Regions from separate parts of the Homo sapiens genome. Here region 1 is linked to region 2. A link is a contact called in ENCODE Hi-C or POLR2A ChIA-PET data. All regions are on one chromosome and are shown on one strand. Each heading gives the region's core, a stretch centred on a gene start or an enhancer-like site at or near the end of the contact. The rest is flanking DNA. Distances are from core to core; before and after follow the strand shown. Region 1 holds the start of CCL3-AS1 (CCL3 antisense RNA 1). Region 2 overlaps LOC101927369 (a long non-coding RNA gene).

Region 1 (3,480 bases), core at 75-2,574, 53 kb before region 2:
ATATCTCGGTATTTATATCTATATCAACATTGGTATCCAATCTATATCTATAGAGAGAAATAGCCTACTGTTTCTGTTTTTCTGGATAACTGACTAATACATTCATTTTATCATCAAGATAAATATTTACAATGTGGGATCTGAGAAGGAGGTGGATTTGGCTGCTTCGGGACCTGCTTTCCTGTCCTGCCTAATCTCTCACCTCCTCATTTTTGCTTATATTAACATTAGCTTGGACTGGAAAATTCTGCTCTTCTAGTCCTGCAAGCTCCAGATCACAGGATTCTTAATTAGCTTGGTTTTCAGGCAGCAAGCAGAAAGTACATTTCTTTAAAAAACTACTTTTTTTCCCCTTCTCTGCTATCAGAAGAATCAGTTTCAAAGTAAGTTAATTTCTTTCTTAGTGGGCCTTACTAAGACTGATGCAAGAAATAGTCTCCAATACCCTGAATTTTCGTTTTTGATAAAACTTTGGCTCGAAGATGGACTTAGAATATATAACAGGCCATGGGGGTAACCGGCAATTTTGGTAACTAGAGGTATCCCCACTGACTTTGACCTTAGCTACTGCCTTCAGCCAGTTCCACGTTTGGGGACCCATACTTACAACATTGCAGTCTATGTTAGTTAGGGATGGTTTAAGTCACAGTGTCAGAAAAATAACTCAATCTGGCTTAAATGATAAAGGGAACTTATTAGTTCACATAACTGAAGCTTCAAGAAATAGAATTAGTTTCAGGCAAAACTTGATTCAGTGGTCCTTGTTTCGCTATGGACTATACATGTCTTTCTGAATTTCTGATCTCCCTGCATTTGAGAGCTTCATCCTAGAAAGAAGTTACTATATTCATCCTAGTTACTCTATTGGCAGAATAGCTTCCAGAAACTTCCAGAGCAAATTGGGAAGACAATGTCTGTATCCTCGTATTTTGAGCCAAGAGCCTGAGTTCCACTTTTATTGGTCTGGCTGGCTTGGATTAAGAGCCCATCTCTTAACCCAGGGGCCAGCAAACTATGGCCATTGGGCCCAATTTGACCTACTACCTGTTTTTGTATGGCCTGCGAGCTAAGATGTTTTTACATTTTAAGTCATTGAAAACATCCAAAAGAAGATTATTTTGAGAAATATGAAAATTGTATGAAATTGGAGTTTTAGTGTCCATAAAAAAGTTTTATTGGAATGCAGTTGGGTTTATTTGTTTCTGTATTGTTTACAGCCCACAGTCTAGCAAGGACTCCTTACCTGGAATGAATCATATTTTCATACGACAAAGCAGAGCTGAGTAGTTGTGAAAGACACTGTATGACCCACAAAACCTGAAGTAGTTTCCATTTGGTCCTTTACAGAGCAAGTTTGCCAACCTGTATCTTAATTCATCTTTGTGGCCAGAGAAGTGGATTTACTGATTTGTTTCAGCTGATCAATGTCTATAACAAGCAATGTTGATGGGCTGAAAACCACACAGACTACCAGAGGGGTTGCTTTTCCGAAGAATCATGTAAGGATAAAAGAGAAAGAAAGAGAGAAAGACCTTGGAACCCAACTAGTATCTACCAAATGTATGTAACTTTCTCATATTAATTCTGTCTTTATATGTGAAGATGACCAATCCCCTGCCTGTGATTACATCACATCAAGCATGTTCTTCCCAAATTGGGGGTTCAATTCAGACTCTCCTGTTATATGCCAGTTGTCTTAGGGATTTTCTCACTTTATTCAACACTATACTCAATTTTTACATTAATAATGCAGTAATAATATACCCCTTTGCCATTCTGTATTTTCCTGTATAATAATAATTATTATTGTTATTATTATTATTTTTTGAGACAGTTTTTGTTCTTGTCGCCCAGGCTGGAGTGCAATGGCATGATCGCAGCTCACTGCCACCTCTGCCTCCTGGGTTCAAGTGATTCTTGTGCCTCAGCCTCCTGAGTAGCTGGGATTACAGGCACGCACCACCACGCCCAGCTAATTTTTGTATTTTTAGTAGAGATGGGGTTTCACCATGTTGGCCAGGCTGGTCTCGAACTCCTGATCTCAGGTGATCTGCCCGCCTTGGCCTCCCAAAGTGCTGGGATTACAGGCGTGAGCCACTGTGCCTGGTCTTTCCTGAATTATTTTACCGGTTTTGTAAAAAGATTTTGATCGGGATATACCCTGTTGCCCCACAAATGATGGCTAGTTCCCAAATCTGAGACTAAGTTTTCATTATAGACTTTATATTCTAAACTAAGTCACTAACAACTGGGGCCAGACAATCCTTCCAGGGCATTGTAGACATAGGAAAAGGAAAGAAAGTGGCCAGCCTAGTGGGTTCCACCTTTGTGAAGGAGAGGTCTTTACTTCTAACTGCTCTTGAAGCCCAGTGAAGGGGTCTCCAGAGGGTAACTTGTACAAACTGGAAGTACCTGCAAACAAGGCAACTCATTTTCCAGTTGGATGTCAGCTTACATGGTGAACCTCATGATTTGCCTGAGCCAAAATGAGCAGGGGAGAAGAAAACAGAAGATAGGAACCAAAGCAGGGAAAAGGATTGCTGGAGGCTGCTCTCCCACCACATGGAATGAGCTTTCCATTGGCCGAGTGATCCTGTGGAAGGGAGCTGGGCTCGAGCCATCCTCCCAGTGACACTCCGCAAAGGTTGGGGGAATCACATGTCCCATTTTGTCTGGGAAATGACCCAGTTTATGCCAGTTGTGCCAGCATAGTTATTAATAGTAACCCCTTTGAGTCTTAAAGTGCTCATCCTACCAATAGGAGATCCACTGCTTAGCTTACAAGGATCTTAACAGCAGTAGCTGATGGGGTGGTCTCAGGGCCGCTGTCTACAAAGGCCCCTGGATGTGTGGGCAAGAGGGTGCTGAAAGCCAGTCTGCCCATCACCTGTAAGGTCTTGCACTCACACAGGGCTAGGTGTGCTCCATGGTGCTTTTTTGTAACATGCTCAATGGTGTCTTCCAGGCTAGCAAAGGCCCAGGGTATGCTGCCAGTGGTGTGAGCAGAAGAGAGAGGTGAAAGATGTTGGGCAAGGGTGGGATCTCTCACCTAAGAAACTATGCAGAGAGAGGACCCTCAGGAATGCCCATCTATCCGAGGGAAATATACATGCATTGCCCATAACTTCAATATTTTTTTAAAAGATGCAGGGATAACCTAGCAGTGGGGGCAGGGACTACATCTGTAGGCAGTTAAAAGAATTCTTTCCCCTCTCTCTTTTAAACATTTAAATTAAAAAAAATTCTTTTAGAGACAGGGTCTTGCTCTGTCACCCAGGCTGGAGTACAGTGGTGTGATCACAGCTCACTGCAGACTAGAACTTCTGGGCTCAAGCGATCCTCCTGCCTCAGCCTCCTGAGTAGCTAGGACTATAGCTGCACACTACAATGCCTGCTAATTAAATTTTTTTTTTTTTTGTAGAGACAGGATCTCACTGTGTTGCCCAGGCTGGTCGCCAACTCCTGGCCTCAAGTGTTCCT
Region 2 (3,313 bases), core at 204-2,703:
CAATTAGAGGAAAGTGTGCCAAATGGGAAGAGAGGTTCCCAGTCTGGTCTATGGATTTATCTAAGACTCGTAGCTTGGCTTTCAGGCTTTAAACCGTCTCTGGTTTGAAGACGGGGTTTCACTGGGGACCCACCCCTGTCTGCCTAGGGATTTGTCTGCCTCCTGTAGCTATCACTGCTCCATCTCCAGGTGCCCTGGTCCCTTCTTCAGACTGAGTCATCCTTCCTGGGTGCTTGCAAATTTAGCACCTCCAAAGATTCTGAGATGCCAATGTGAACTAACTACCAGGGGTGTTCAGTCTGAGCCCTTCTCTTGGCTTGCCTAGTATTTCTTTGCTGCTAGGGTATATTGTCTTGTCCAGGCCCCCCATAGATGGTCATGAGTGCTTGTCACAGCTCCAACCACCAATGACAAAGCAGGCTTTGTATTCGTCTCCTTCTTCTTCTTCTTTTTTTTCTTTTTCTGAGACAGAGTCTTGCTCTGTTGCCCAGGCTGGAGTGCAATGGTGCGATCTTGGCTCACCACAACCTCTGCCTCCCGGGTTCAAGCAATTCTCCTGCCTCAGCCTCCCAAGTAGCTGGGACTACAGGCGTGTGCCACCATGCCCAGTTAATTTTTGTATTTTTAGTAGAGACAGGGTTTCTCTATGTTGGCCAGGCTGGTCTCGAAATCCTGACCTCATGATTCACCTGCCTTGGCCTCCCAAAGTGCTGGGATTACAGACGTGAGCCACCGTGTCTGGCCTCACCTCCTTTGACTGTCATTGGGGTTTTACCTCCACATCTCTTTCACTGAGATTCTGTAATTTGGGGAGGAGAGAGGGCAGGCATCCTACTCAGGCTTGTGTGGAACATTTAGTGTTCTTCTCTTGTTATTTTGTTCACTCTTTAGCTCACTGAAGCAGCATTTCCTCTAGGAACCTCTGAGTACAAAGCAGAGGTCAGAGACCACCAGGCATCAGGGTAGACTCTGTCTCTCAACCTTCTAGGCCCTCAGCCAGCTTGCAACCTTTGAACACCCATCTTCTCAGGGAGTGACTTCACTACCCACCTGTTACTGCCCCTGCAGTTAAGCGGCAGCCCGAATTTCATACCTGCATAGGGATCTCAGCTGGGGGGTTGGTCAGCGGCTTCCAAGCACACTTTCAACATCTCTCCCAGAAGCTCTTCAAATCCTCTTGTCACTGAACCTCCAGGAGGCCCCAGATGGCCCCCAGCACACTACACCTGGCTTCATAGCTTACGCATTCACTCTGATTTTCTAAATGACACAGAGACGATTCATTTCTTTGGCCACTTTTCCTAAAGGTACCAGGAACATCCATGCCTTGTTGGGATTAGCAAAGTGCTAAAAAGTGTTCTTAAATGTCTCATGTTTGGCGATTACATCTCCAAGAAACCACTACTGTAATTAGAGAGAAACCAGCTGTGAGATAGAACAGGAACTGGCTCACCTGGGGGCACTCCCTGGAGACCTCGTATTTGTGTATACTTCCTGCCCTACTGTTTCTGCTCTGCCTTCCTTTCTGGTGACATTGAGGGTACAAATTGTTCCAGGTGTGTGCAGCACATCAAAGCCTAACTGGAAGAAGGCACAGTCTTCATTTTGGTGGCTTTTATCACCATGAGGATGAGGTGACCTGTGCTCACAGTCCTCCTTTCAGGATCGAGGGGAGCAGAGAAGTTTCCAGGCCGAGCCGTAGGCCTGGGGATCATCTGACACAGAGGCAGGCTGTGTCCCCACTGCATTCATCAGACCCACTTCCTTTGACCTACAAGAGGGATCACCCTGCATTTTCCATCCTTCTCATCAGATTGGGTTGGGTCTGACCGAAGTTGGATGTGGAGAGTAGGGTCACTCCTCTAGGTGGGGGATGTGCCCTCCATGTGGGAATCCAAGAGGGAGCAGCTCTGAGGTGAACACAAGGTATGTGCAGGGTGGGAAGATGGCTTGCTCTGAGCAGAGATTTTATAATATCTTCTTATGAGATGGAAAGAAGGGGGTTATGACAACGCAAATTTCATTCCTGCCAAGACTCTACAGACTTCAGAGCAGAGAGAATATTCTCCCAAGGGCCAGACTGTGAAAATGGGGAACTTAGAGTGAGAGTGGAATTGAAGAAGCTGAGGGAAGAACACAGAAGCGTGAAGGAAGAAATGGGACTCCTGCTGACAGTGAGGGCTCCTCATTGGCCAGCAGATCAGCATGCTGGTATTGCTGGTCTCTCCAGCCCACCATGACGTTATCGCATCATTCTGACTCTGCAGGACAGGCACAGCTGCTGTCTTCCTTACAGCCGAAGTCTTCCTCGGACTTAGTGAGGAAGGAACAGAGCACAACCAAAAAGCTTTCCATCTTATAGCCCAATGTCCTATGTCTTGCTCTATTTGGTTCATTAAATCTGATTCATCCAGACTATCTTGTGAAGTTTGTATCTTTCTTTGACATCAGTTATGATCCTCAGATGTCTTGGAAGCCCCCAGGAGCTCATGCTCCCCTGGAGATAGCAGCTTCTGTGGCTACTCAAATGTAATTTAGGGGAAAGGCTAAAATAAGTGAAGTCCTTACTTGTGCCCTTCCTGGCAATTTTGATGGGGGATGGGGCATACCACAGAACAGCCCAGCCTCTGTCTGTGGTACCCTGAGGCTTTCCTGCTCCAGGCTTTAGTGCCCCTTCCTATGCCAAAACAAACATGCCAGGATTTCTCCCCAGGATTGCTCACAATCTTTATAGCCACTGTTCGGGGTTCCAGGGAATATCCAAAGAAGCTATGAGTAACCTCATGACGATGGAAGTAGAGTGGCCTTGCTAACTGCTGACCTCCTTCTCCAGGAGGAACGGTTACACCTGCAGTTGACTCTAGCTTTAACGGCTGAGAGAATAAACACAGGCACACCTCATTTTATTGCTACCTCACTTTGTTGCACTTCACAGATACTGCACTTTTTTACAAATTGAAGGTTTGTGGCAACCTTGCATTGAGCAAGTCCATCAGTACTATTTTTTCCCAACAGCATGTGTTTACTCTGTGTCTCCAGTAATTCTCTCAATATTTCAAATTTTTCATTACTATTATGTGTTATGGTGGTCTGGGGTTAGTGATCTTTGATGTTATTATTGTAATTGTTTTGGGGTATCACAAACCATGCTCATGTAAGACAGTGTACTTAACCCATAAATGCTGTGTGTGTTCGGACTGCTCCACACACCAGCTGTTCTCCCATCTCTCCCCTTCTCCTCAGACCTCCTTATTCCCTTAAACACAAAAATATTGAAATGAGGCCAATGAATAACCCTACAATGACCTCTAAG

Evidence for each region. A loop is a pair of places that touch in the nucleus more often than their neighbours do. ChIA-PET counts read pairs that join two places held with the same protein, here RNA polymerase II (POLR2A). Pooled maps may share reads with other maps.
Region 1: a loop to region 2 is called in a map of B cell, with 4 times the contacts of the local background. The contact joins the promoter of CCL3-AS1 here to the enhancer-like site in region 2. A Hi-C loop is called at or near these places in 9 of 168 maps with a recorded cell type or tissue (B cell, CD8-positive, alpha-beta T cell, HCT116 and 6 more), 12 of 37 single-sample maps with no recorded cell type and 12 of 50 pooled maps. POLR2A ChIA-PET finds 5 or more read pairs at or near these places in 11 of 52 experiments (B cell, GM10248, HEK293 and 8 more).

Annotation. Positions count from the first base shown.
Region 1 is chr17:36,073,289-36,076,768 of GRCh38, forward strand. CCL3-AS1 (CCL3 antisense RNA 1) reads left to right here and starts at 1,325. Exons shown (of 3, transcript NR_186417.1): 1 at 1,325-1,560; 2 at 3,422-3,480.
Region 2 is chr17:36,125,943-36,129,255 of GRCh38, forward strand. The region is part of intron 2 of LOC101927369 (a long non-coding RNA gene); the gene reads right to left. Among named protein-coding and RNA genes, the nearest start is that of CCL4, 24 kb to the left of the region's middle. Within about 2 kb of position 1,454, at least 4 of the 41 ENCODE cell types and tissues checked have a DNase peak (open chromatin) inside an H3K27ac peak, as active enhancers do; they include B cell, where a contact is called at or near this core.